Regions from separate parts of the Mus musculus genome. Here region 1 is linked to region 2. Evidence: chromatin loops called from intact Hi-C (ENCODE). Cell type or tissue: left cerebral cortex. All regions are shown on one strand. Each heading gives the region's core, and the rest is flanking DNA. Links, peaks and the distances in the headings are about the cores only.

The links. A loop is a pair of places that touch in the nucleus more often than their neighbours do. Peaks named below come from ENCODE experiments on the same cell type or tissue, not always from the same donor. Only the 100,000 strongest peaks of a DNase experiment are listed, where the experiment ranks them.
Region 1: a loop joins it to region 2, with 3 times the contacts of the local background. A loop is called at or near these places in 4 of 42 quality-filtered maps.

What each region holds. Positions count from the first base shown.
Region 1 is chr12:84,748,351-84,763,463 of GRCm38, forward strand. It overlaps Npc2 (NPC intracellular cholesterol transporter 2), which reads right to left. Exons shown (of 4, transcript NM_023409.4): 3 at 12,370-12,542; 4 at 6,209-8,862. The coding sequence ends at 8,776. Among named protein-coding and RNA genes, the nearest start is that of Npc2, 17 kb to the right of the region's middle. In left cerebral cortex, for the core only: a CTCF peak has its summit at 7,175 (motif pointing left); DNase peaks (open chromatin) are centred at 4,088, 4,470, 6,808, 7,122 and 1 more place; H3K27ac peaks cover 759 bases.
Region 2 is chr12:84,467,970-84,483,082 of GRCm38, forward strand. The region is part of intron 5 of Lin52 (lin-52 homolog (C. elegans)); the gene reads left to right. Among named protein-coding and RNA genes, the nearest start is that of Lin52, 24 kb to the left of the region's middle. In left cerebral cortex, for the core only: no CTCF peak of the experiment used is centred there; no DNase peak of the experiment used is centred there.

The DNA.
Region 1 (15,113 bases), core at 2,236-10,235, 280 kb after region 2:
GAGTGCAGACAGAACAAGGAGAAGTGTTGTAAGAAGGACTGGACAGAGGGTGGGGACCTGGGTCCTAGAATTCAGACAGATGACCATAACTGTGTGTGTATATATACTCAGGTGCCAAGCCAGGACAGAGCCAAATAGGCTGACCTGTTCGAGAGTAAATAAAGCTGGAGGGACTTCAAGTAAAAATCAGTTAGCCAAGACTAGGAGCTCAGTAGGATGTGAACCCATTCTTACAAATATTCTAGTCAGGAGTGGTGGCTTATGCCTGTAATACAAGGACTCAATGGCTGAGGCAGGAAGATTGCAAGAGTTTGCGACTAGCCTGGGCTACCTAGTAAGACCTCTTCTCAACAGACAAAACCATAGCTGAGGCTAGGGAGATGGCTGCCATGCAAGTGCAAGGGCCTGAGCTGGGAACCAGCACTTACATAAAAAAGTATTTAAGATGGACAGTTGTGATGCACGTCTTTAATCCCAGCATTCAGGAAGCAGAGGCAGGTGGATCTCTGTAAGTTAGAGACCAGCCTACAGAGCAAGTTCCAGGACAGCCAGGGCTGCACAGAGAAACACTGTCTCAACAAACAAGAAACAAACGAACAAAAGTATTTGTAACCCCAGAGCTGCGGAGCAGGGAGACAGGTGGATCCCTGAAGCCCACTGGCCAGCCTTCCTAGACCTAGGTTCAGTGAGAGACCTTGTCTCAACAAAATAAAACAAAACACAACAAAAACCTGGTGGGAAGTGACTAAGGAGGGCATCAAATACTGACTTCTGGCTTCCCCATGGACGAATGCACATTTGCATCCCCATGCACACATGTACCCCCCCCCCCCCCCAATACCACAGAGTGGAGAGGAGAATCTCAGAGAACAAGAGGCAAGAACAGATTTGTGGAGTGAAGGCGGGGGCTGGTGATGGAGGGATGAAGATCAGGTTCAGTATTACACATCTTACTTCCCAGCCATTCCCTGAACAGTAATCCCGCCTAGCTCCTTCTCTCCCAGAGCAGAGCATTTATGGTGTTCTTTCTTTTGCCATGCCATTCTGCACCCTTGACTGCCATGGCACTGTCCCAGTGTAGCAGGGATGGCTTGCTGCTGACCTTTCTTTCCTGGATTCTTATCTCCTTGGAGGCAGGGACCATGCCTTGATTTAAAAACAACAACAACAACAACAAAAAACCCTCCAATACCTAACACAGTCCATGGCACAGCCGTGGTGCCCAGTGAGTATTGGTTTGTAAAGCCTCTCATTGGGGCTGGAGACACCTTTAATCCCAGCACTTGGGAAGCAGAGGTAGGTGGATCTCTAAGAGTTCGAGGCCAGCCTGGTCTACAAAGCAAGTTTAGGACAACCAGAACTCTGGAGGAACCCTGTCTTGAAAGACAAAAATAAACAAAAACCCTCAAGAACCTCACACTGGCCAAGCTCAACACTCAACTAGACTGCAGGGCAATCAAGATGGCTAACGGACAGATACAATTGCCCCTGACTTCTGTATCCTCACAGGTCTGCTTTACAACAAAGTATCCTAGTTCAGCATTTGGGAGGCTATGGTAGTCTGGCTACATTGAAAGTTCTAGGGTAGCCTGGGCAACTTAACAAGATCCTGAGTCCAGCTAAAGGAAGACCTAACTCCCTGACAGATACTTGCCGGTGCCCCCAGAGCCTGGGTTCAGTGTTCAGCACCACCGAACCAAAAAAAATCATTTTTAAAATGTGACAGGTGACAGGTCAGCTCCAGTCCTGAGCTGTACCCAAGTCCTCTTCAAGAGCAGTACACAACTCTTAATGACCAGGTCACCTCTCCAGCCCTCCAATATCTTTCTTTGTGATTGAATCTAGGTCATTGTTCTTCCTGTGCGGCTTTTGGGTTTCTGTGTATGAGCTCAGCTAGCTCCTCTAACCAACAGGACCCAAGTAGGACAGCCCCAGGGACTGAGTTCTCAGCACTCTGGTTTTCAAACTACATGTGCACAAGCGTCCTTTGTTTTGTCCGGACAATAGCTCTGCGAGGCATCTAACTAAAAGGTTAAATGGTTGACACAAGACCTCACAGCCAATGGGCCAGACCAGAGGCTTTTATCTTCCTCTGGTGAATTTCCTAAGCTTAGGCTTTCTGTGTCAGTCACCTAGAAAGCGGACAGATAGTCCTGGGCTTCCATAGTCTAGGACAGTGGATTTCAACCCGTGGGGTCATGACCCCTTTGGGGGCCAAATGATCCTTTCACAGGGGTTGCATATCAGATATTTAAATTACCAATTCATAGCAGAGCAAAGTGACAGTTATGAAGGGACAATGAAAATAATTTTATGGTTGGGGTCACGGCAACATGAGGAACTGTATTAAAGGGTCACGGCACTCGGAAGGTTAGAACTACTGTTCTAGGAGATGCTCCAGAGCTCTCTGGGCGTTGTTCCCACTGAGTCACACCTTGGCAAGTCTGGTGGGAATCTGCGGCGGCCACCGCAGGCTGCCGACACTGAGTACACCACAGGGAGACAGCTGCACGAGCCAGATGTGCTTCCTGTCGCCCTCGCACAGACATGACATGACTTATAGCTATGGAGCCAAAGGCCTCACCGCACCCTAGACAGAAGCCAAAGGGACCGGAGGCTTTGTGTGCCAAAGATACAGCCTGAAGAGGAGGGAGGTTATGGCCAGGGAGTGTTTCATAGGTCAGCTGGACGTGAGGCTACATCAGCAGCCAGTCCCAGAGGCTTATGACAGCTGACTTCCAGAAGGTGTGAGCTCCAACCTTTCTCTGGAACTGCCTACCTGGGATAGGGCACTCCAGTGTCCTTCACAAAAAAACGAAACCAAGCCAGCTACTGCTCCTCTTTCTGTCACTTTTGGAGACCAGGGTACTAGAGTGTTAAATGGTCCTATTCAAATTAAAAAAAAAATGGCACTCGTCCCCCATAAAGACACTTATATAAATAAGTGTCCCTGAGTGCTAGGCATGGTGGTGTATACCTGTAATCTCAGAATCTGGGAGGGAGAGACAGGAGGATCAGAAGTTCCGGGTCACCCTCAACTACACAGAGTACAAGCACTGCCGGGACTATATGAGACACGGTCTCAAAAAATAAAGAGGGAAGAAAAACTGCTGATCACTGAGTTCTAGGCATTTACTCAAATCCCCTATCTGTGACTCCAGGCCCCTGTCAGCTCCCATGGCTGCAACCTTCCTTCCTCACCAAGGATAGCGATACTAATGCCAATAGAACTCCTTTGAAAGGCTGTGAGGATTCTCTCACTCTGTGACAGCTGAGGACACAGAGGCCCTGTGAAGGATCCAAAGTCAACGAACTGCAAAGGAGGTAGGGAGCTGCAAACCCAACTAAAAGTCAAACTGTAAGTAACGACTACTTCTCAAAGTGACATCCTCCCCCAGAGGTTCTGGGGGCATCTGTCTCTCTGGTGCTCGGCTTCCCAGGCTGTAAAGCCTACTGGGAGGGATTGAGACCAACAAAACTCCAGCAGACGGACAGAATAGGAGAAAGAATCAACATCACATCTCATGAGTCCTCTGAACTAAACCTCCGGGAGGTGGGCTCTCAAATGTCTGCTTAGCCCCAGCCTCCGTCCCAAACCCTCTCTGGATTCCTAAAGTTTATGTTGTCCTTACAAGTCCATGATCTCTGTCTGTCCATTATGCCCAAACATCCCCTTAGAATCCCAGTGGTTCATGCTCACAGAGACCTGGAGGGACCTAGTTGGATCCGTTCAGTCTCTACATTTACAGCAGAGTTAATGACACTGACAATTTACAGTGGTTAATGACACAGCCACTAAGGAACTTTCTCTTTGTTCTCCCTTTGCCACTAACCAGTGACTTGAGAGTCACTTCCCTTGGTTGGGAAACACAAGAATCTCGTGACCATTCATTGCTCAGATACGCTGAGGATCCCTCATCAAATCATGACTTTTATACTTTGATCTGCCTGGCAGAGGAACGGGGATGCATGGGGTGCAGGAAGCAGCGTGGTGTGTTTCTCTCACACTGAGAACAGACTGCCGCAGCTGGCCTGCCCTCCCGCTTTCTGATCTGGTACACCCAGTTTCTCTGCCGCATTCAAGACCAGCAGCCATCTGTTTTGCCTGCCAACTTCCTTAGTGGCCTGACCCTCTGGCAGTCAGAGTTAAGCTAATCCCTTCACCTGCTGGCTGCTTTGCTGGGGCATATGGTTTGTGGAGAGGGGCCTGCCAGAGAGAGCACGATATTTTTCCTCTCAGAGACCCTGGAGAGGAGGATGGTAATGCTGGCATGCCAAGCCTGCTCCAGAATCTATGCCTTCACTGTCCATGGGGACAAGTACTTGTGTGTGCTCTGTGACCACTGAGGGCAACGAGCAGACAGATCAGGGACAGCGGAAGCTCTGGCCTCTCACATGTGTCATTCATTCTCTGGTGGGACCCTCACTTATGCAAGCTCCTTGGTTCCTCCGGGTCTTTTCAGCAACCAAATCCCTGGTCTGGAGAACATGGTAGGTTCCTATGGCAATGGGCCTTTTAGCTGTTTCCATAGCAACGAACACTCAGACCATCTAGTTGCTAGTCAACTGACAGCTGTAAGTGAATCGGATTCAGTTTATAAGCTGAAGGTTAGGCCCGGGGCTCCTCTGGAGAGGACTCCTCTCAAAGCTTCCAGTCGATATTTGGGGGACCCACAGCCACTTTCTACCTTGAATCACACCGCAATATCCATCCACATTCCCAACACACACCACTGATCATCCTGGCCTTTCAGCAAGCCCTCAGGGCTTCTCTGGAGGAAGCGCTTATTCTGAATAACACCCTACTGACTCTGTGGCAGTGTTGCTCCTAGGTACCACAACTTTGTCCCTAAACCAACCCACTGTGGGGGCACTGTTCTTGGATTCTCTAAAGAAAATGGTTATCCACGACTGTATTTCTTTAATTGACCTTACCCACTTAGTCCTTTCCTATGCCTGGGGCATTCTCAGGAATAACTCTGCTTTATCTGTGAATCGTGTCATATTTCTTTCTTCTTTCCTTCCCACCTTCCCTCCTTAGACAAGATCTCAGGTAGCCTAGTCTGGCCTTGAACTTGCTGTAGCCAAGGATGACCTTAAATTTATCCTCCAGCCTTTACGGCCTAGTGCTGGGACCATGGGCATTTGCTGCCAGGCTCAGATAATTACTTATTAGTGTGCATTTGATGAGGATATCAGTTTGTCATTTTCCTTGTATGGCAGTGACAACCTTGGATGTCAGTCCAAGTTTAAGACAGGAATTTGTTTGCCACCCCATACAGCAGGCAAGCTGATGCATCCAGATTTCACCCCCCCCCCCAATTTTATTTCTTTTAGGCCTATGGGTGTTTCGCCTGCATGTAAGTCTGCTGCTGTTCAGGCTCCGCGTCTCTGTCCACCTTGGGTGACCAGAGTGGCTTCAGATCAGGCAGTTATGAGTGCAGCAAGAACAGACTCTTGGGAGACAGCTCCAATGGGGGAACAAAGGCTGCTACGCAACCTTTGGGGCGTGGGTAGGGGCTTTTGGAGTGAATGTACATCATTGGCCTGGGGCAGGGTGCTGGGGTCTCATTTGCATAAGGAGGAATTCCAGGTACCGATGGACATGACCTTATAAGGGAGAGGAAGCTTGACCTGGCTACTTGGCTGTGTAGCCTCCTCCAGGGGGCAAAGGCGGTGTGTGTGTGTGTGTGTGTGTGTGTGTGTGTGTGTCCCAAGCTTCATGCTCCAGGACAGGAAGGCTCAGAGCAGGGGTGAGGGTGGGGGGACGTGGGGGTGCAGAGACCTTACTCCTGCCAATCTCAGGATCAGATTTCTGGGGTTTGGACACACCTTTACCCCACTTTTGCTTTGCCACAGTTCCTACCCTCGATTCATGGCTCCCCAGTCCCAAATAAGTCCGTGTATCATGTGTATGCCATGCCCGAAGAGGGTGTCTGACCCCCTGGAAGTGCAGTTACAGGGAGCTATGAGCCACCATGTGGGTGCTGAAAACTGAACCCCAGTCCTCTGGAAGAGCAGCCAATGTACTTAACCACTGAGCCATCTCTTCAGCCCCACATCTCGCTTTGTTAGTGGGTTCTGGGGAGACCTTTTATCCTTTAAGCCTCATCTCCAGCCCTGTTTTTTAACACACACACACACATACACACACACACACACACACACACACACACACAACTTCCTTCAAAATCAGGCATCCAGGATCTGAAATGATTCCACCCCTTGATTTTTATTAGTATGAAGATCAGACCATAGCATTGGGGATCTTGAGATTTACCTGCCTCAGATTCCTGTAAGGGAAGAGTGGGTCTAAGACTCAAGGTTTGCACAGAGACAGGCAGTAGAAAACACGGGGCCCTTTGTATGCTTAGGATTCAAGGCTTCTGTGTTAATGACTGTGAACTTTCTTGTAGGGATGACCTTTCAAACTAATCCTCCCATGGGAGACTACCTATCTCACAACTGCAGGCTCCACTGAGCCTCCCAGTGGCCCGTAAGCAAACAGTCCTAAGCTGTTGGGTCACCTCCTGTTCTGATGAGGACACAAGGGCACTAACAGAGCTTCCTCCTCCCACCCCCCATTTTTTCGGGTTTGAGAGCTGTTAGTTGCAGAGCTAAAAAGGCAAGAAGAATCTGTTGGGAAAAGGGAGTCAGCAAACACAGAAGTGAGTTTCTCCTGGCCCCTCAGCAAGCTCCCACACAGACGATAGCTATGTTTTTCTGAGACACATTACACATGAGATTGAGCCTCCGGATTTTCCTATTTCTAGACAAAAAGAGCAGCCTAGCACAATGGCTCACACCGACAGCGTGTATACCGCACGCCCTGACTCGTGTTTTACATGCCTCATTTCACTTCACATGGCGCTACCATTGTCCCTGGTCAATGGATTAGGAAAATCCAAATTGAAGCACGGAGAGATGGAATCACTTACAGCTCACATTCACAGCTGAATAACTGGAGGAGCCAAAATTTAACCACGGGCAGCTGGAAGCAACGACCTCAGCAGGTAACTACTTTTGGAGTTCACATGATTCTGACTCATATGGGAAGATAGGGTGGGCTCAGGGTGAAAGGATACACAAAAGACCTCTGTACAGTGGGTGAACAGGTCACCGGTAAGAACTTCATTATTGACCCATTGCTGCCCCCTGGTGGTTTGCCTGGGAAACTCACAGGTAAAAAAAAACCCGCAAGCCTCCAGTCCTATGCTATTCGGATTTTATGAATGGGGGCCTACACTGGCAATCTCAGCACTTGAGGTAGAAGCAGGAGGCTCAGAAAGTCAAGGTTCTCCGATACATGGCTAGTTCAAAGCCAGCCTGAGATACGTCAGACCTCATCTCAAAAACAGCGTGTGCATTCCCTACCAAAAACTATGATCCATGACCATACCTGTCAGTCATCTTGAGATATAGTAAAGGGAACTGTTATCTGCTATGATGTTCTCTCTCCCCATCTGAGACTAGGTCTCCTTTAGCTCAGGCTGGCCTTGAGCTCATTTTGTAGACGGGGTTGGTCTCCAACTTGCAGCAGTCTTCATGCCTCTGTTGCCTTCTAGAACTGAAATTGAGTCAGGGAAGGGTGGGACGGCAGAGTGGTTAAGTCCAGGCTGGTGTGGAACTCACGACCCTTCTGCCCCTTGTCGGCTTGGGCCTACTTCTTTATTTAAATGGATCTCACTATGCTGCCACTCGGACTGGCCTGGAACTCACATCCCTCCTGCCTCCATAGAGCCACAGCCTCTTCCTCCCTCTCCTTTCTAGGCTTCCCCATGAGGGCGCGTAGTGTCCCCGTCACCACGCCTCCTCAAGTGGTGCTAGGTGGTGGTTGCTGCTTCAGGCACACTGACAGCAATGCAGAACAAGGCCACTTTCTATGGATAAAGTCTAGCTGGTATAAATAAAAACGAGGAAAGAGGCGGTGCCCGTGAGTCCTGTGAGTCACATCTTCTCTAGAGCTTCGGAACTGGGTGGCTGCCTGCTATGGACCTAGGAGGCTGCCATCTGGAAGAAGTAGGCAACCACAGACTGAACACACACGCAGGAGTGGCAAGTTAGAATTTATGGGGAGGCTCAATCTTACATGCAGAGAGAGGATACAGACAAATACCGTTAAAAAACAAAACCAAGCACCTGCAACCAAGTATTGGCTTTAATGAAAACTACCAAAGAACGAGAGCTAACCACAAAGACACAGCCACTCAGAGACAAATTTCTGCGGCAGACTGCCCCTCAGCCAGTCTGGATACCGAGGAGAGCTAGTCGCTACTGCTGAAGCGATGGGGCAGAGGCTACCAAGGAGACTCATCTGACTGATAAGCCAGGGGCTGGGGACTCAGGAGGCACTTAGAAACAGGGGAGGTAACACCCCCAGGCAGCCAGAAGACTCTGGGAAGCCATCCTTCACAGTGGATCCATAGCCCTGGGTCAAGTTATCTGACATCCCTAAGCAACCCCGTCCCATCCTGTCTGGTGGAACCTGCCTGTAATCCAACAGCAAACAGCCATGGACACCAATCTAATCTTTCCAGTTTCCCCTTTCCCTCCCGAAGCCTCCCCAGAGGCTATCTCGGGGGACAATGGCTCTGAGCGCGCTCTCAAGAGTAGTAGGCTTGCAGTTACTGCTTTGGAGGTTAAAAGGCATAAAACAGCATTCTTGAAATTCTGTTCATCATATGGCACTGATTCCATTTCGGGTCTGATTTCTGTTTCTTCCCCCCCACTCCGTCCATGGCCTCTCAGCCCACACAGACACAGGCGCCAAGGAGCCTAGCTTGTGATCTGAACTGGGATCTCCCAGCAGAAGAGATTATTCTTTTTGTCATCTTCAAGTTTCCATTCCACCACCAGTTTTATCTGGAAAAGAGAAAAAGAATTGGAAAAAATGAAACTGGAACCTTGATTTTTATCCATAATTGGCTTAAGCGTGCACTTTCAATTCCGGTTCTTTTTAAGTCCTATCTATCACCTTGAAGCCAGATTAGGGTAGCCCACTACCTGTGATCTTAAGCTCAGAAGAGTGAGCCCTGTTAGTCAACGGTATCCTCCAACCTAGTCCAGTTTATGAACGTAGTCTTCTAAGTGTGCTATTTCTTTCCCCCTTCTTTCCTGCTTACATTAAAAAAAAAAACAAAAACATTTTTTATGTGTATGAACATTTGTCTGAATGTGTGTGTATGTGCCCCACTTGTGTCCCTGATACCCACAGAGGGCAGAGAAGGGAACCAAGCTCCCTGGCACTGGAGATGGTTGTGAGCTGCCTCTTGGGGCTGGGAATTGAACCCTGGGTCTTCTGTAAGAACAGCTAGTGCTTTTTTTTTTTTTTCCCGAGACAGGGTTTCTCTGTATAGCCCTGGCTGTCCTGGAACTCACTTTGTAGACCAGGCTGGCCTCAAACTCAGAAATCCGCCTGCCTCTGCCTCCCGAGTGCTCGGATTAAAGGCCTGCGCCACCATCGCCCGGCTCTGTTTTCTTTTTAGAAGATACAGTCTTGTTAGCTAGCTAGATTAGCTTTGAATTTACTATGTAGTATGGCCTTAAATTTGTGGTAACCCCCTTACTTCAGTCCCTTGACTACTGGGATTATAGGTGGATCACCATACCTGATTATCAAACGTAATTCTAAAATCCTTCTCTTTTCTTTCCTATTTTTCTTCCCTCCCTCCCTTTGTTGAAACAGAGTTTTTGTCACACAGCTTTAGCTGACCTAGAACTTGCTATGTAGCTCAGACTGGCTCCAAACTTCTGGTCCTCCGGCCTCTGCCTCCTGAGTGCCGAGATTATAGGTGCACATTCCCAGGTTTCATTCTTAGATCAGAGGCGTATAAACAGAGTCTCATAAGATTCCTTGCTGTAAGGAAACTTTCTTGTTAGCTAGAAATGGAGATGGCCAAGCACAAGGTTGGTCCTCAGCTTGTGGGTCATGACCCCTTGGGGAGCTGTATGACCCTTTCACAGGGGTCTCCCAAAACCACGGGGAAACACAAACACTTACATTACGATTCATAGCAGTAGCAAAAGTACAGTTATGAATTAGCAACAAAAATAACTTTCTGGTTGGGGGTCACCACAACATGAGGAACTGTATTAAAGGGTCAAACCATTGGAAGGGTTGAGAACCCGTGGTCCAAAGACATGTTTAACTGAATAATGTCAAGGGTCACCACCCTGTGAAGCAAAAGAACTTCACTTCACCTCCTTAAACTGTGTCGTCCCCCTCCCCAGCCCCCACTCCTCCCTCCTCTCCCCATCTTGCTTTGTTTCTTCTAACGCAGGTTCTCACATCAAAGCCTAGACTGGCTTGGAACTTATCACACAACCCAGGCTGTTTGGAACGCACAGTGATGTTCCTGCCCCGCCTTTTTGAGCGCCAGGATTACAGCACCACCGTGCACAGGTCTTAAGATGATTTCTGCTCATCTCTCATTTGAGATCGCCACCTTGACTCTTCATGTTGAAGCTATGAGCTGTGTTGTTGTTTGTACTTTGTTTCTTAAGACATAGTCTCACTTCTTCATCCCAGGCTAGCCTGGACCTCCAGAATACACTAGATAGCTGAGGCTGGCCTTCAACCCATAGTGATCCTCCTGCCTGAGCTTTCTATGTGTTGGAAGTGTGAGCCATTGTCCCTTCTAATTTTGTAGGGTTTTTTTGTTTTTTTTTTAGACAATCTCACTATGTATTGCTGGCTAGCACTGAACTCAGAGATCCGCCTGCTGAGAGCTGGGATTAAAGGTGTTCATCAACAGGGTTGTTTGTTTGTTTGTTGTTTTAAAGATGTAATGAGCCACTAGGACCAGTTGTGAGTATGAGTGTTTTGTCAGAAAGTATATAAGAGCACCATGTGCACGCAGTGTCCTAGTAGACCAGTAGAGGGCATTGAAGCCCCTAGAACTGGAGTTATAGAGAGCTGTGAGGGGCCATAGGCATCTGGGAACTAACTGGTCCCCTAGAAGAGCATCAAGTGCTCCTAACCACTGAACCATCTCTCCAGCCCCCACTTCTAATTCTAATCAAGTAGCTCTTTATTCATGGTTCCTCTCTAACCTGAGCACTCAGGGAAGGGGCTGCCCATCATTAGTTACAGACACCTTTGTCCCTCAAACTGTCTTCACAATGTAACACTTGAGGGACAATAACATCTACATTCTTGAAAACCTGGCTTTGATTGCAAGACTTGTGTGCCACCACACCCGGCGTTACTGTTTTTTTAAACTAACAGTTTAAACTTTTCAAACTAAATACAAAGTACCTACCGTGAATCAGGCTCTGACAGATCTCTGCATACTGACGCTGCCACCTATAAATCTTTAGGGTCTCCAACAACCCTTAAACTAGAGGTTCCCAACCTTCCTGATGCTGTGACCCTTTAACACAGTTCCTCATGTTGTGGTGACCCCAACCAAAAATTTATTTTCGTTGCTACTTCATAACTGTAATTTTGCTGCTGTCAAGAATCATAATGTTAATATCTGTGTTTCTTAGGTGACCCTCGTTAAAGGGTCGTTTAGGCCCCAAAGGGGTTGAGAACCACTGTCTTAAAGACTACTGATATTTTAGTCTTCTACTTCTCTTTCTAGAAACAAATTACATCTGGGTTCTACTTGGCTTCCTTAAAAAAAAAAAAAAAAGTAACACCTGTGAAGATTAATGACATATGTCTGTAATTCCAGAATTTTCGAGGTTGAGGCAGGAGGACTGCCTGGAGTTCAAAGCCAGCCAACCTGGGCTACCAAGTGAGATTTTTTTCTGAACACAAACAATTCTAGAACAAAACAATGAAGTAACCCCCTTTTTTAATGGGGGGGGGGAGCACTTGCTTTATGTCCTTTATTTTTATCACAATCCCTACCTAGGGGACACCACTCCAGCACCTGTGGCTAGCGAGTATGTAAAGTCGGCTTGGAGGGGCGCCCAGCTCCACTGAGACACCCAAGTGCTGCTGCTAAGTGGTCCTGCTCTCTCCTTAAGAATATGGAGGAGAAACCAGGATCCTGAAGATGCTGCCAAGGCAGTTTCTACCTTTAACTATTTGTTACCTGGCTAAAATCGCTGCACAGGCTTTGGACTTAGGAGTCTTACCTCTAAATCTAGGTGCTAAGACTTCTTGGTAGAGTGGACTTGGACTCTGTATTATGTAATACCAGAAGCTTAAAATTCTTCGCTTGTAAGTCAGAAATAATATCGCCACTACACAGGGAGGCGGTGAGGGCTAGGGCTATAAAAATGGCACCCTTGGGTCCCTCAACTCATCTCCTCTCCCTTAGGCCTTCCCAGCTCCACCACCAGCTCTTTGCCCCAGTCTCTGCATCTCACTCCCAGCCCCGGGGCGGGCCTGGTGCCCTCAGCCACGGTGTCACTTACAGAGGGGTATTCATTCTTCACCGGAAGCTTATTCAGGTAGCTGTAGACCTTGTCTTTCTGGATGGGGCAGTTGATTCCACTCTTACAACCGTCAGGCTCAGGAATAGGGAAGGGGACCCGGATCCCTTCCAGGATGCCGTGGACCAAGGCCGTGCTGTTCTGGGACTGAGTGCCTAGGAAGACAGGGAGTCAGGTGGAAGGCAGCTATGCGTTTGTGAATTCTAAGTCAAGTCGTCAAATACATCATCAAATGCTGGAATGGTGACTCCAGAAGATCAGGTGGTCCCGAACTATGGGGTCTCCATCCCTATGAGTCACATTCAATACCTAGCCCTGTCACGTGATGAAGGAAGCTGGTATCTTTCCTTGCTCTCCATCAAGGGAATCAGGCTACTGGGACAGATAACCTTATCTCTCTCCCAGGACCACTGACTTCTGTCATTGAGTTTTAAATACCACAGTCTAGCACAGCAGTGGCAGGTAATCCTTCAGATGCCATGGAAGATTAAAAAGAAGTTCATTTCTCTAGCCCCTACACTGCAAGATAAGCAGAAGGGATGAAAGTATTATTACCACCGCGTGCCTCCCTCTGACTATCAGGCTATGAAAACAATGTACCCCAAGAAATTGGAATTCCCCACTGGAAGAAGGGAAAAGCTGAGCCCTGGTACCAGCAGAAGAAGGAACTTGCCATGTAGGAAGGTCACAGGGTTCTGACAACTTGGAGACAGGCCAGGAGCTGAGCTAAGGATACATTAATACCTTGACCTCTTGCCTTCTATTTAGACCTAAGCCTTGTCAGTGACCCGGAAGAGCTCACTAAGCCTCTGGATTTGTTCCTCTTCCCAGTGTGACCACACTCAGTTTCCTCTCTCAAGCTTTCACTGTCTTTTTAGACACACGGAGGACAAGGCTGCCGGGGCCCAGACCCGTCTCCTCCAGTAACATTACACATTGTAAGGGCATTTTAGAGATCTAGGGTATTAGCTGGGTCTCACTTGTTTCATTTTTAAATAATAACAATGCCTAAATTACATTAGTACACGTAGTCAGTGGGGGAGAGGTCACAGCATATCTACAGAGGCGGGAGGACAAGATTCAGGAGTCAGACTTCCTGTTCAAAGTGTGGATTCTGCGGTTCAACTTCAGGGTGTCAGCCTTGGCGACAGAGCAGGCATCGTCACCTGCCAGGTCATCATCAGGGACTCTTTTTTTTTCTTCTTAAGATTTATTTATCTTATATATGTGAGTACACTGTAGTTGTCTTCAGACACACCAGAAGAGGGCATCAGATCCCATTACAGATGGTTGTGAGCCACCATGTGGTTGCTGGGAATTGAACTCAGGACCTCTATGAAGAGCAGCAGTCAGTGCTCTTAACCGCTGAGCCATCTCTCCAGCCCCTCTCAGGGACTCTTAATTTTAGTTTATTAAAGACATGTTTATTCAGCATCATGATTAGACTATTACTCTGATCAACAACACAGACCAAGAAAACTGTACATTAAAACCCTTCACTTGGGGAGGGAGCAACGGAGAGTAACCCAGGCAGGGAAGAAGGCTTGTTGTTCTTCCAGAGGACCAGGGTTCAGTTCTCAGCATCTACATGGTGGCTTACAACCATCCATAACACTAATTCTAGGGGATCCAACAGCCTCCCCTGACCCTTGTGAGCACCAGACATGCATGTACTAAATATGCACACATGCTGGTAAAAACTATAGAATAAATCTAAAAATCAAAACTAAAAAAACCAACCAAACAAACAAACCCAAAATCCAAAGTTATAATAACAATTATGAAACAGAACAAAACACTCCCCCACCCCCCCAACCCCCGTCACTGGAATGTGTTACACTTTCCACAGAACAGAAACTAAAACAACTTGTTTCGCAATTAGTCACAGAAACAGCTCAGATACACGAGGAGTCTCTAAAACATGTCTTCTTCTCACCACCACTACTGTGTTTTGCTGAGGTCTTAACTTATAACCTGAGGCTTCCCCGTCACTTCCTGGGCTCTCCTCTCCTGCTAAGCTTTACTTCCTGGCTATAACTAGAACCTTCTGCCACAGAGAGCTCCTGCACTGGCAGCTTGGTCTTGTGGTTTAGCTAGGCACCTTTTTACCACCACAGGCTCCAGAGCTTCTGCCTCCAGAGCTACCTCCCATCACAGGCCCAGCATCTGAAGATGAATTACGGTAACTATCAAAATTGCTGCTGTGTCTACTGCCTCCAAAATGGCTTCCGAATCCATTACAGCCATCCCCACTGGCATCACACACAGCACAGCTACCACCGTTTTTAGGTTTTCTCCATACCTAAACCTAACCCTGCCACTGGTACCAAACCAACTTGCTTTTTTGGTCGTGGTGATTCACTTGCAGCGAGAGAAACCCTGACTGAGGCCCTCACTACCCCTGGAGCTGGGCTGGTTCCATTCATCTTTCCAGCCGGCCAGCCTCTGCCACCCACTGCCCTGAATGCACAGGCGCGCAAGTGCCTGTGTGGCCACACCCGGCTTTTTATGTAGGTACTGGGATCTGAACTCAGGTCTTCACATTTATGCAGCAAGTGTTCTTACATACTGAGTCTCTCCCCAGCCTCTAGATTTTTTTCTTAAACAAACAGGGGATAGGGCATATGAGGAAAGAAAGCGGAGTGGGCATTCTTCGAGCTTGGAAGCCAACAGTGCTGAGAACTTCGAGTCCTACACAGTTCACGGGAGAGTAAGCAAAGGAAAAG
Region 2 (15,113 bases), core at 2,946-10,945:
ATTTCACCACAGTGGTGAATAGAAGTGGTAAGAATAGATGTCCTTTTTGTCTTTCTGATCTTGGGCAGAAAGCATTTAGTATGGTGTTAAAGACTGGTGAGTTCATAGATAATTTTTAATCATGCATGTTCGTTTAGCAGTTTGAGTGAGATTGTTATTTGGCTAGATTCTTAGAGTTTTAAAAAGCAACATTTTATGTAAAAACAATAATTGAGACTTCATTTTGAACTTGCAAAGGATTTATTTCATTTTTAACTGCATATATGTGTGCATGCATGCTTCTGAGTGCCCAAGGAGGCCAGAAGCAGCCGCTGCCCCAGAACTGCTGTCACTGGTCATGGTGAGCCACCTGCTACGGGAACTGGAAACCAAATCATATCCTATACAAGTAATGTATGCTGAGTTCTTTACTACTGAGGTATCTGGCCAGCCCACATTTAAACCTGTTACTTCACTCAATTAATTACATTGTTGAAGTTTGTACCAATGTATGGTATAAAGTGGTTGTACCAAAGAAAAAACCAATGTTTCCAAACTCTTCTATTAGTACCCTGTGTGCATGTGTTTTTGAAAAGTAGCTAACTATATTGAGAAATTATTCTCCTCCTACATACTTTGCTTATGGGACAGGATATTGCTTTGTATAGCCAGACTGGCTTTGAACTCAAGGTAGTTTTCCTACTTCCGCTTCCCAGGTATTAGGATTCAGAGGCATGGACCACAGTGTCTATCTAGCTCTAAGGACAGTTAGCCCTGTTGAATTCAAGTTTTAATCTGTGATTAAAGGAGGCTAACTGTGACTCTACACTCTAGGATTACTTCTTTGGTGTCAAGGTTTCTTGTCTGGCTTTTATAATATGACCTATTCAATACTGGCTGTACTGTGTCTGTGTCCTTGGTGAAAAGGAAAAAAAAAATCATCTCGTATCTCACCTCTAGATGGCAGCATAGGTCTTACAGTCCTTCTAAATCTGCCATACTGCTTGAACTGGGCTTTTGATTTAGGGAAAGCAGGTTTTAAAAAATTATTTGTTTGTTTGTTTGTTTGTTTATTTATTTATTTATTTATTTAATGTATATGAGTACACTGTAGCTGTGCAGATGGTTGTGAGCCATCATGTGGTTGCTGGGAATTGAACTCAGGACTTTTGCTCGCTCCGGCCCTGTTTGCTCTAGCCAGTAAAGCAGTTTTTGTGGGGTTTATCGGACTGTTTGTCTAACTTTTTCCTTTTTTTCTTTTTCTTTTCATTCATTCCTTTTTTTTCATTGCTCCATCTCATTTTTTAAAACTCATTTCCCTTTTGAAATAATGTATATTTTCGATGCTCAGAGTCCTTTAGTTTTTTTATTATCCAAAGTAGTATTTTGTACTGAATTGCAGAGGTTGGATCGTCAACATTCTAAAGGTGTGATTGTTCAGTTCCATTCTCATCCTTGGATAAAGGCTCTAAGAATGGGCTCGCCTGGGTGCCTCTCTTACTGTAGTCTGTAGTCTGTCTTGCAGTCTTAGACTCGGCTGTGTTATTCTGCACTATCAGGCAATGCCATGTTAAATGAAAACAAGAATTGATAAAATAAAAAATAAAAAATTGATAGAATAAACTTGGGCTAGTTGTCCTTAAGAAAAATTAAAGTATTTTAAAATAAGGTTTTTAAACATTAAGTCATTTTGAATGATCTGATGAAAGAAAGGAAGAAAGAAAGAAAGAGAGAGAAAAGAAGTCCCATTCAGCAGCTATTGATGTCACACAGGCTCTGGAGGGACATGAGGCTGAATAAAATACCATCACTTCACTGTGCACATTCAAATCTATGAGGGAGGGGAGAGGTGGTAAGTAATAACTCTTAATAGACCTTAGAGAGATGAGTTCTGTAAGAAAACAAAGAAGTCATTGTTTTGGAGAGAAGAGGGCAGTGTAAGCTGCTACAGGAAGAGCAAATATGCTTCCTTTTATGTCAGTATAAATTGATCAGTAAGGCCTGTCTAGAACCACTGAATTGAGGATTCTGATTTCTGAGAAGTCAGTTTAAAGGTTTATTTATTACATGTGAGTACACTATAGCTGTCTTCAGATGCTCCAGAAGAGGGCATCAGATCTCATTACAGATGGTTGTGAGCCACCATGTGGTTGCTGGGATTTGAACTCAGGACCTTTGGGAGAGCAGACAGTGCAAGGCTGAGCCATCTTTCCAGCTCCTAGAGAAGTCAGATACTCAGTTACTGATGTCTGCCCCAGGCAAGAAAAAGGAACATTGTAGCACTGTTTGAAACATTGAGAATAATAGACTCACTGGGTGGAGACGGTCCATACCTTTATGATTCTCTGGATTTTAGGCCAGCTTGGACTACAGAGCAAATTTCAGGACAGCCAGGACGACACAGAGAAGCTCTGAGTTTTGAGGTTTTTGGAGGGTGGGGGTAAGACTTGAGGAGATGGCTCAGTGGATAAGAGCACTTGTTGAATAAACATCCCCAGCTCCCACATAAAAAAACCAGGCTCAGCCATGTGTGTCTGTAACCCCAGTATTACGTTATAGGAACAGGAGATACTGGAATTCTCTGTTCCCTCAGTGGCCAGCGTCATGTTCCCTGCACACTGTGTGAAGAGAATAATAAAGTGGAGTATTGTAGCTGGTCTGTGCCACTTTGTGGGTTCTTCTCCCCCCGCCCATTTCTTCTCTAGCACTAGATAGGAGAGGGAGACTTTCGGAAGAGCAGTCAGTGCTTTTACCTGGTGAGCCATCTTGCCAGCCCCCGAAAGCACATTCTTATAATATCTCTGTGTTTTTAAAAAAAAAAAAAAAACAGAATCCCAGAATTCTTACTACAGAGAATGACAGAAGAGGACACCCAAAGCTATCTTGACTCTGCATGTGCACCTATGGGTGTACATACACACCACCAACAACCACCACCACAATGGAAATGAATTTTAAAGAACATGTAGAATCTTCATGGGTAGAAATGGAAGGGAACATAGGTGGTTTGAATATTAGGAGTTAAGTAGAGTTTTGGAAGCAACAACTGTATTGAATGGTGTGAGTGATAGAAGTGAGTTTCCAAGGACCCCAGATGGTAGAACTCAGGCTAGAACAGCATAAGATACAACCATAGCTTATCACTACGAGGTGACTGCTGTAAACATCTGATGTCTCTTGGCTCCTTTTATTCCCTTTATTCATGGATTTATACTTGCCCATATAGATACACAGGGGCACCTGCTTAGGTTTTTTGTTTGTTTGTATCATTGTTTTGGTTTGTTTGTTTGTTTGTTTGTTTGTTTGTTTGAGACAGGGTTTCTCTGTGTATCCCTAGCTGTCCTGGAACTCACTCTGAAGAGGAGGCTGGGCTCGAACTCACAGAGATTTGCCTGCCTTTGCCTCCTAAGTGCTGGGATTAACGGCTTGAGCCACCTTAAGTTTATTTTCCTCTTCCTAAAATGTCTACCACTGAAGACTGTTTAATAGGACAGTCACACGCCTGTAGGAATCCCGGGTAATGTCAGACGGAATGGGTTTTGAGAGCCCAGAGGCAGGAAGTTGAGGATGGAGCTCTAAGGGACGTGAGAATGGAGGACAGCGCAGAGTGTATCTTCAAGCTCTGGGCAAGCATCTAGACTCACCTTAGGAGATGAGGTGAAGTTAGACTTCAGCATGCTAGGGCTTGGCTTGTTTTGTTTTGTTGAGGCAGTTTCATTGCAGCCGAGGCTGACCTCAAACTCGGGTGTACAGAGGAAGACCTTGAACTTAATTCTCCTGATGAAGACTGGGATCACTTGTGCGAGCCACCAGGCCCGCTTGGTTTATGTGATGCAGAGATTGAACTCAAGATCTTGTGCATGCTAGACAAATGATGCGCTAGGTGAGGCACATCCCAGACTCTCACACTGCTCAGGGTCTCATTAGTGACGGGGAAGTCAGAAAGGGAGATAAGATGCTTGATTAACACAGCAAAAGTCATCTAAATGTGAACTGACAGTAACTGGTACCAAAAAATTGCTGCATAGCTATCTTTGGATTGTATCTGCACCAATTTAGTTCATCTTAAGAATGAAGACTGCAATTTCTATGTGGTTAGAGAAAATGCATGGGCATCTCATCTCCCAGAAAGGCGCTTCCCACCTCTCCTTTCCTACTAACATCAGGAATTAGAATTTGTTTTCATTGTCTGTGATAGACAAAAACACCTGTGAAAGTAACCCCCATTTCCATGTATATTGATCATCTCTATAGTTAAGGCTGGAGAATCAAGAGAGCATAAATTCAGATCTGGACTTGGCAGTGTACATCTCTAATGACTCTAGGTGATAGGAGAGGCATCAGGAGTTGAAGGGCAGGCAGGCTTCGCTGGCTATTGACTTTCAGGTCAGCCTGTGACCGTGTCTTGCAAGGGAAAAAAGGGATACATTTAAATTATTATAACCTAAAAAATAAGTCCTGGGAACTTGATTCAAAGGTACTATAAAAATGGCTGATAAATCTTTTTTTTTTCAAATACCATTCAAAACTTAACATGATTTCTTTTGTTTCATGCATTACCATAACATCTCACCATACTCATTACTGTGGTGTTCCTGTTTAGATAATAATACAGTATAAACTCTAGGATCCCCACTTTGAAAGGATCAAGGTTATTTCTCATAATTAGAAATTGTCAATTTAGCTTTCAAGTATTTTGTTTAAAATGTATTAAGATAATGGGAAATAGAACATGCCGGTATTTCTCATTTTTCCCTTGGTTAACAAATTAGGATGCACAAATCCTTAAATTACCTTTAAGGCTTATAAGCATTCATATCTTTTATCCATTAGTCAAGTTATTTTATAAACCCAACATTGCATCTGAAATGGTTTTACTCACAAAGAGGATTTTGCCATAAAATGCTTCTGGTCTTTTACTCCCTTCTGATTTGGGGAGGAGGGGCAGGATAGAGGAGAGCAGACAGGGCATAAATCAATTAGGATAAGATTGCTTTCAAAGTATCATTTTGTATAATACTACAATATATGTTAGCCAAGAAGATGTATATTTAGAGTAAGTAGTGTGTGTATGTGATGAATCTCAATGATAACATTTGAATCCTGGGTTCAGACCCTAGTGCTGTAATCACAGAAAGACCAAATAGGTCCATGGAAATTAGAGGGATAACCAGGTAAACTGTTCTGTATTCTTAAAGGATAACACAGCCATTAAAAATAATGTAAATATCAGAGAACATCTACTGACAGAAAGTCCTCACATGTAAGGTCAGTTCTAAGCATAAAAAAGCAGAACATTGGTCAGTGAGGTGGCTCAGTGGATGGATAACTCTGCTTATTGTCTGATAACCTAAGTTTGGTCCCTGGAACCCACACAGTATAAGATAAGAAAGTGACCCTCTGACCTCCATATATGCAGGATGTCATTCATGTGCACATATACAAAACATAAATACAAGTATGCCTATACATGTGTGTGTGTGTGCGCGCGTACGTACAATTTTTTTTTTTTTTTTTTTTTTTGATTTTTCGAGACAGGGTTTCTCTGTGTAGCCCTGGCTGTCCTGGAACTCACTTTGTAGATCAGGCTGGCCTACAAACTCAGAAATCCGCCTGCCTCTGCCTCCCAAGTGCTGGGATTAAAGGCGTGCGCCACCACACCCGGCTGTACGTACAATTTTGAACAGGGCCTTTATGTAGCCGTAACTGACCTGGAACTCCCTATGCAGACCATGAGCTGGCCTTGAACTCACAGAGAACCTCATGCTCTGTCCCAAGAGCTGAGGTTAAAAGTGTGATACCACACCTTGCCCAATAAATAAATAAATATATTTTTAAAAAAGAAAACATAAAATCAGCAGTTTTATTTTTAGTTTTGAGAGTAGGAACATAGGTAACTGTCAGGAAGGAAATACAAATATAGTTAATTTCTATTACAACTGACTTTATATTATTTAGGGAAAATACTAATAAAAATTAGGGAAATTGAGATACCATTTTAAAAATAATGGAAGTTATTTAAAAGATTCATTCCCTGTTTTCCTGAGAATTTTTTAATTCTTTAATATACTGTTTCTAAATAAGAGTCATTTTGCCAATTAAAAACAATTGGTCAGCTTTCACAGTAAAGACTGAGGTTAAAAAGTAAATGCTAGGGTTTTTTTCCAACTTTGGCACGTTCTTGCAGAAGTACAAGTCTGGGAGAGAAAGGAGTGTAAAACTGTTAGGTCAAGGGCAAGAGATGATTTGGTTGGTGTCTTTTGTGGCACACACCCTTGTCATTCCAGCACTGTAGAAGGAAGGAAGACTGCAAGACAGCTGTCTCAGTAATAACCCAAAGTGGGCTGGAGAAATGCCTCCGCTGTTGAGAGCACTTGCTGTTCTTGGGGAGGACCAAGTTCCCAGCACCCACATACATGGCAACTCACCTGTAACTTGAATTCCAGAGGATCTGATGTTCTCCTGGCACCAGTTGTGGACATGCACACACATACACACATGCAAACATTGTAGACAATAAATACACTTTTAAAAACATAAAGAAGCATCTTTATTGTTTTTTGAGGTTTGTTGTTGTTGTTGTTGTTTTTCTAGACAGGAATTCTCTATGTAGCTCTGGCTGTCCTGGAACTCACTCTGTAGAGAGGCTGGTCTTGAACTCACAGATCTGCCTGCCTCTGCCTCTCAAATGCTGGATTAAAGCCATGTGCATCTTTGCAAATGTTGGCCAATTTGCCAAGTTTTATGTTTTGGGCTGTCTTGCTTGTAGTTGGAGAATTAAATGCTCAGTATTAACTATACAGTAGAAGCAGAGCCCCTGAGAATGCCTGTCAGTCTGGAGTAGAACTGCAGTCATTGGTTGGAGAGATAAAACAGGGAAGGTTTGTCAGATTCATTTTAAACAGTAGTTCCAATAGAGTTGATGGACGTTGATCCCTTCCTAGGCTTTAAATTTAGGAATGATTGTGTTCATGGGGAAATAAAAGGGCATATTCTGGTTTTTGGTTGTTTTTTTTTAATGTTTAGTTATTGATAAGCTGGAGATTCCAACCTAACAGTATTTCCTGGCTTAGATAAAATATTAATTCCTTTGTTTTGTCTGCTGGCTTGTGTTGAAAATATAATCTGAGAAGAAATGACATTGCATGAGACTTTATAAAAGAATACAAAGTACTTTGCTGTGGGTACTAGAGAAATAATGACATTGACATATATAAATGAAAAGTATCTCCAACCATTACATCTAAATTAATAGTTTGTTAAAAGGTACATTTTTATATAGCTAGAGAAATCTCTTGATTAGGAAAATAAAACAGTTGGTTGACTGTTTTAAGAGGTTAAAGACCAGATGTTGGGGTAAGATGTCTTTCAAGAGAACAGTTGACTCTGACAAGTCTGTTTTGGATATGGAATGAGAAAACAGAGCTAAAGTGATATTTCTGACCCCAAAATATTTATTATTCCCAGGGTTGGTGGTTGTTTGTGTGTTTGTTTTGTTTTGTTCTTGTCTTTCAATAAAGTTTTAGAGTCGGAGACATACTTTAGTCAGTAAAGTACTTGGAGCAGAGTTCAGTTCTCAGAATGCACATTTTACAAAAGCCAGGGCTGAGGAGGTAAAAAAAAAAATAGGGGACCCTGGGACTTTCGAGCTGGCCAGCCCATCCTACTTGACAGATTCTAGGCTAGTTAAAAGACCCTGTCTCAAAAACAAGGTTGACAGCTTTTGAGGAAAAACACCTAAAAAACACCTAAAGTCTGGCCTCCACACACAAGCTTTAGGGGATGGAGCTGAGGCTCAATTGAGTGTTTGGCAAACATACTTGAGGCCCTAGGTTCGATTCCCCAGCTCCACAGAAAGATGGCATAATGGGACATATCTGTTTTCTCAGCAGGTGAAGAATAAAAGTACGTAGAGGAAGAAAAGTCTGGGGTTAAAGTTTATTCTTGCCTACATAGTGTGAAGCCAGCCTTAGCTACATGAGACCCTGTCTCAAAAAATTCTATGTAAAATCAATAAAAAATCCAAACCATACTTTCATGACCTTCATATTTTATAGTGGTAAATTTGTAAGTGGAAAAGAATGTAGTGGGGTAGAGGATGAAAAATAACTCTGGTTGTACTGCCTGATCTTGTGTGTAAACTTGACAAGCTGGAGTCATCAGAGAGGAAGGAGCCTTAGTTGAGGAAATGCCTCCATGAGATCCAGCCGTAAGGTGTTGTCTCAATTAGTGACTGATGGGCGAGGGCCCAGCCCATTGTGGTCAGTGTCATTCCTGAGCTGGTGGTCCTGGGTTCTATAAGAAGGCAGGCTGAGCAAGCCATGTGAAGAAGCCAGTGAGCAGCACCCTCCATGGCCCCAGCATCATCCCTTACATCCAGGGTTCTAGTTCTGCTTGAGTTTTCGTCCCGACTTCCTCCAGTGATGGACTAATCTGGAAGTGTAAGCCAAATAAACCCATTCCTCTCCAGCTTGTTTCTGGGTCATGGTCATGGTGTTTTTGTTGCATCAGTAGAAACGCTAAAGGAGGCATAGGTATTAAGACTGAGAGCAGATACCTGTAATCCTAGGAATGAAGAATCAAGTTCAGGGTCATCCGTGGCTACATAATTCAAGTTCAAGGCCAGGCTGGATTATGTGAGAATCTGTCTCAAGAAAAAGAACTTCTGTTTAAAGTTTGAATAAACAGTAGGAAAAAGATAATCTCTGAGAAGTTTGGGGTAATTTAGTTGTTAAGTGTGTGTCCAGGCTATCTAGGAGACAATAGAATATGTGGATATAGAACCCAGAAAACAAATAGAGATACCATCAACTCACGGGCTCCAGTTAAAGCCACATGTGAGGAGACGCCCAAGAAGCAAATAGAACATAAAAATTGAATGTTGGTGTGGTGTACTGGCTAGTTTTGTGTCAACTTTGACACAGCTGGAGTTATCACAGAGAAAGGAGCTTCAGTTGAGGAAATGCCTCCATGAGATCTAGCTGTAAGGCATTTTCTCAATTAGTGATCAAGGGGGAAAGACCCCTTGTGGGTGGGACCATCTCTGGGCTGGTAGTCTTGGTTCTATAAGAGAGCAGGCTGAGCAAGCCAGGGGAAGCAAGCCAGTAAAGAACTCCATGGCCCTCATGGTCTCTGCATCAGCTCCTGCTTCCTGACCTGCTTGAGTTCCAGTCCTGACTTCTTTTGGTGATGAACAGCAGTATGGAAGTGTAAGTCGAATAAACCCTTTCCTCTCCTACTTGTTTCTTGGTCATGATGTTTGTGCAGGAATAGAAACCCTGACTAAGACAAACTGGTACCAGCATAGTGGGGTGTTCCTGTGACAACCTGACCATGTTTTGGGGAGTACTGTGGAAGGACTTTGGAACTTTGGGCTTGAAGATCCATTCGGTGTTAAGAGCTCTGTCAGATGTTGTGTAGGAGCTTGGAAGATAATGTTGAGAACAGTGCAGAAGATGGAGGTCTGGCTTGTGAAATTTCAGAGGGAAAATTAAAGACTTTTCAGGGCCATTGCTATTTTGGACCTTGAAGATTCTGTGGTTCTGGTCAGCTGGGGCTGAAAAATCAGCTGTGATTAACAAGATACCAGAACTACTAAAGCAAAACCTTTGGATTACTGGGACTATTGATGCTGGTTAGCTGGAGCTAAGAAATTAGTGATGATTAAGAAGAGACTAGCTTCATTGAGGTGACATCTTCTGGGAAGTGTTTTCTGAAAGCACAAAGAGGCTGTGTTCCAGGGATAGCCAAAGTTGTACCTTGCGCTGAGGCTGGACTTGGTAATGTGTAAGAATTGCCCAGGTGGTACTGGTTTTAAAGGCATGAAGGGGTTACGCAGAGCAGCTTAGGCTTGGCACTGTGAGAGGCCATGGAAGGCCATTGGTGAAGGTGCAGCCTCAGTTGCAATTGACGGCTCAGGACTGAAGGGGTCATGCAGTGTTTTGGAGATGCCAGTACCATGAGATGACCACCAAGAGCAGCAGCAGTGGAGTACAGGCATCTGGAGCCTAGAGGACGACTCATGTGCTACAAAGGGCATGGCTGGAGAAGTGACCTCCTTGGGAGGAGCCCAGAAGATCATGAGTTGGATCCCAGACATTGGATGGTTGGAGATTGATTTTTGCTTTTGATTGTGACTTTGCCCTGATATTTTCCCTCTTGAAGGAAGAAACTATTTTAGTGGAGCCCACAGTTAAGAAAATTTTAATTGTAGAAAGACTTTGGATTTTTAAAAGAGATGGATATTTTAAAGAGATTGAAATTTTAAGAATATGTAAAGACTGTGGGTCGTTTAAAGTTATTTAGATCTTGGGAATGAATAAGAATGTAAGGGTTGAGGCTTACTAGCGATGTGTTTGTGTGTCAAGTTGACAAGGGGTCAATTGTACTGGCTAGTTTTGTGTCAACTTGACACAGCTGGAGTTATCACAGAGAAAGGAGCTTCAGTTGAGGAAATGCCTCCATGAGAGCCAACTGTAAGGCATTTTCTCAATTAGTGATCAAGGGGGAAAGGCCCCTTGTGGGTGGGACCATCTCTGGGCTGGTAGTCTTGGTTCTATAAGAGAGCAGGCTGAGCAAGCCAGGGGAAGCAAGCCAGTAAAGAACTCCATGGCCCTCATGGCCTCTGCATCAGCTCCTGCTTTCTGACCTGCTTGAGTTCCAGTCCTGACTTCCTTGGTGATGAACAGCAGTATGGAAGTTTAAGCCGAATAAACCCTTTCCTCCCCAACTGCTTCTTGGGGTCATGATTTTTGTTCAGGAATAGCGGTAAGCCCAAATTCGACCAAGGGTAACTAACGTCATTGCAGTAGCCAAGAACTGAACTAGGCGACTATTGGCCATGGAGAGAGAGAGGCAGTTTGAGAAAGGTAAAGGGTAAAGGCAAGTCCTGGTAGATTTGCTCTGAGAGAGAAGGGAGAACGTTGTCAAGCATGGTTTCTGGCTTTCTCTCCTGAGCGCTTAGCCAGTGGCATGCACAAACAAAGGAAAGCTCAAATGGCATTGGGTTTGTTAGAGATAAGCTTTTAGTGACAAAATATACGGAAATTTGTGTTTATTAATGCTGGAGATAGGGCAACACACGATCATGTCCCTTTGATTGTTAGAGCTTACTACTTTGAGAGTTTCCAGTCAGTGGGGTCAGGACTAGGCAGACAGCAGCTGTCCCCTGTCTTGAAGAAACAGCTGACTTTGGAGCAGGAGGAGCCAGAGTCACACAGACAGGACAGATGAGAGTTGTCCTTGTGGAGGCGACCGAGTTTGCTCTGCACACTCTTATGAGGAAGCTATCTACTCTGAAGGAGCCGTGGGCAAGGGCTAGAGGACCACCACAGGACCAGTATCCGTGAATACTCGAGACTGCAGCAATGGTGGGATTCAGAGGAGACTGTAAAGGACTCAAAGGTCTAGCCTTACTTCAGCGGTAATAATACATTCCTCAAGACTTAGCAAATGGAATTCCAACATACATTCAGTTTGTGTCTTAGCAGAAGTTTTTTCTTCTTGGGTGAAGAGTGTATTTGGGGTTTTCTGAGGCAAGGTTATGTATGTAGTTCATGGCCTCAAATTTTTGATCATCTTGCCTTCACCCTGAGTGCTGGGATTATTGGTAATGATCTTCAGGGCAGGTTTCAAGAAAGCTTTTCGAGACAAACAATAGAAAAAGAAAACCGATGGGCTAATGGAGAGGGGACACATTTGTAAGGAAAGGTTACAGGTTCGGTTTATTTGTGTGCATGTATTTGTAAATCCGTGTGATACATGGAGAGACCAGAGCTCCATGTTGGGTAAACTTCCGTCATTTCTCCCCTGTGCTTTTGAGACTAGATCTCTCACAAGAGCTGGGGTTCCCATTTTGGCTAGTCATTGGGCCAGGGCCCCAGAGCACTGATTTCAGGGGTGTGCCATTGCCCTTGCCTTTATGCCTAGGAGCTGGGGATGGGCAGGCAGGTCTTGAGTAGAGCGCTTTATGGACTGTGGCTTCTTGGTTGGGTTTTGATATGCAGTGTGGCACTGAGTATAGTTGGAGCCATTTCCCAGGCCTCTGAGTGTATGGATGACTGGAGCCAGTGGAGGGGAATTTAAATGGAGTGAGGAATGTGTGGAGAATGTAGACAGCTTTTTCAGGGTTTGGCTCCTGTCAGGAAGAGAAGGTAATAGCCAAGGAAAGAAGTGGAGTCGGCATTTACTGTTTGCTCTAGGACAATTGGCTTGAAATGCTTAAATTCTTTTAAAGATTTTGAAATCTTTGTCTCCATGTATGTTGGTGCACCAACTGTGTGCATGGTGCCTAGTGAGGCCAGAGGAAGGCATTGAATCCTCTTGAGCTAGAGTTTCTTTTGGATATGAGCCACCTTATAGGTGCTGGGACTCAAACCCAGGTCCTCTAGGAGGGCACCCAGTGCTCATAACTGTTGAGTCGCGTCTCCGGGGGCCAAAATGTTTCAATTCTTAAGACAAAGGCAGACTACATGGGGTGAAGGGAAGAATGCAAGTCTCTTGAGAGGCTTGAAGGGGTGGGTGGAGAGCACAGGCACATTGGCCTTGGATCAGGGAGTACGGCTCCATTACTCTGTCATAAAGAGAGATTGGAATCAGTGACCAGTGAGGTTTGTGAATTGGTGAGAGCAACTGTTTGAATCACACACTTTCCCTTCCTGTGTCTAATTCTAGTCGCAGGAAATGAAGTTCATTAGCATAAACTGAATGTCAGTGTCATATACAGATTAGACTTTTGAGTTAAGATTTTTCTCTTATAAAAATTATATACATCTATATGTATACTAGAAAATATAAACAAATCAAAAATTACCTAAAATTAAATCATAATATAGTAGTCACTGTTAAGCATCTTACCAAGCCCTCTAAACATGCCTTCCAAGTGATATCATATTGAAAGACAGATAAACCAGGCGGTGATGGCGCACACCTTTAATCCCAGCGCTCGGGAGGCAGAGGGAGGTGAATTTCTGATTTTGAGGCCAACCTGGTCTACAGAGGCCAGCCAGGGCTACAAAGAGAAACCCTGTCTTGGTGGTGGGGGCTGGGAGAAGAGAAAGAAAGAAAGAAAGAGAGAGAGAGAGAGAGAGAGAGAGAGAGAGAGAGAGAGGCAGGCAGGGAGGGAGGAAGGAAGGAAAGAAAGACGTGTGTGCATACATACTCATACATGTTATTATGCAGATATGCAGATAAAATTTTACATGTCCACTACTATACCATTCCTAGTCTCTCACATGTTTTCTTGTTCTAATGTGCTATGAAGACTTCAGAATAGTAGGCTATGAGCATTTACTTTTTATTGGAGTGATTATTTCAGTGGTCATTTAGGTAATTTTTAGCATCTTGCTAATGTAAATCATGCTGCAACAATCATCTTTTCTTAGGTCAAATTAAATGTACTTTTAAAATTTGTGAACATAGAGGCTGAAGTGTAACTCTGATAGGATGTTTGCCTAGGTTACACAAAGCAGGGCCCGGGCTTTGACCCTTTGTATCACATAACAGGGTGGTCAGCATGCTTGTAGTCCCAGCACTAGGGAGGAGGGAGCAGGAGGGTCAGAAGTTCAAGGTCTCTGCTATGCAGTGAATTCGAAGTTAGCCTGGGATATGTGAAACCCTATTTCTAGATAAATGAATAGAAAGAAAGGTTTAACTGGTTTCCCTGGGGTCATGTAGTTATTTGTAAATCTAGAATTAGACCCCAGGTCTTCTGATTGTGATTCAGGGTAGCCTTGCCTGTCAGCAAAGGAGCAGAGCTTATGTTTCTTGGCTTCACTCTAATACTCATTTGATAAAATGTGATTTGCTTCTTGGAGCTTGTAAATAAAACTGCTTCTCCTTAACAGTAGCTGTTGATACTAGATACTGATTTGATGCTTAGGACACTTTCGGGCTTAAAGTGCTTCTCATTAAAAGCAAGAACAGCTTGGAGACCATGCCTTGTACTTACCAGATAAATACAATTGAGATCTAGCTATTGGTAATGATTGTGTGGGTTGAAACTAGTAAAGTTTCTTAGAACTGTTATTCCTCTAGAGAATAAAATCTTAATATATAAAATGAAAATGACATTTGGGTTCTCTGAAGTGTAAAATGGACTTGGAATCGTCAAGGGGTCCTATTGTCGCAAAATCGAAACCATGCCAGTTCCATCCTCCAAACCTTTTGTTTTTTTTTTTTTTAAGCCTTTATTTCTTGATAGGACTCATAATTCAAATCATATTAGTGCTAATTTGGCTGGCACCTATCCTATATAGATGCACAGTCTTAGCATTGACTTGATGCAGCCCCATTGACACTCTTTTATATAGAAGTCAGTTAGGAAAGCCTGTGTTCTTATTTCATCTTCCGAGGGCGATCCTAATGTTTTTAACAGCCAATATTGCATCTAATTAAGTTGGGAGAGGTGAGGAGAGAGTGCCTGTGGTAGAATCCTCCTTTTCTCTTCATTCAGGATTTTACAAAAGGCCTTAGAGGATAAAGGGACCCCAAATCCACCCTTCTCGGCTTTAGTGGTAGGGTCTCTTAAGCCTGTTGTTTAAGGAATAGGCATTACTTCTTTGGGTTTTTTTTTTTTTTTTCTGATTTACTTTATTGAAACCAGACTTGCACATCAGTTATCACATCAGACAGCACATGCAGAGATGGTCACATTAACTGCTGCAAAGCCAAGTATCGCCAGAAGTATCAACCCTAACAGGCCTTTAAAATCCCCTTTGGACTGTTGAAAAGAGGTCAGATGAAAACTTCAGAATGGTTATTTATTGGGGAACAAGAAAACTCCAATTTACTCACTCATTGTAGCTCCACTTTCTCATTTTAATGCTCAATCCTTGCTCAGGGCGGTAAAAGATGTCCTACACCTACAGAGATGGCGTAGAAGGGGGGACATCACCTTTCTGTTTATTGCCTGTTGCAATTTGGCCTGTTCACAGGCAGAATTGCTCTGTGGGTGCTTCTAGTGGAGAGAAGAGGAAATCAAGAGAGCAGCAAGAAGTCAGCCTTTGCACATGACCTACGAATTAGCTGATTGTTAACATGCAGTTAGTTAAGAGATGATTGCAGCCTGAGGAGTCATGACCTCAACTTTTCATCAGCTCCATTGGCTTGTGCCTCACTTTGGAAATGAAGAGGTC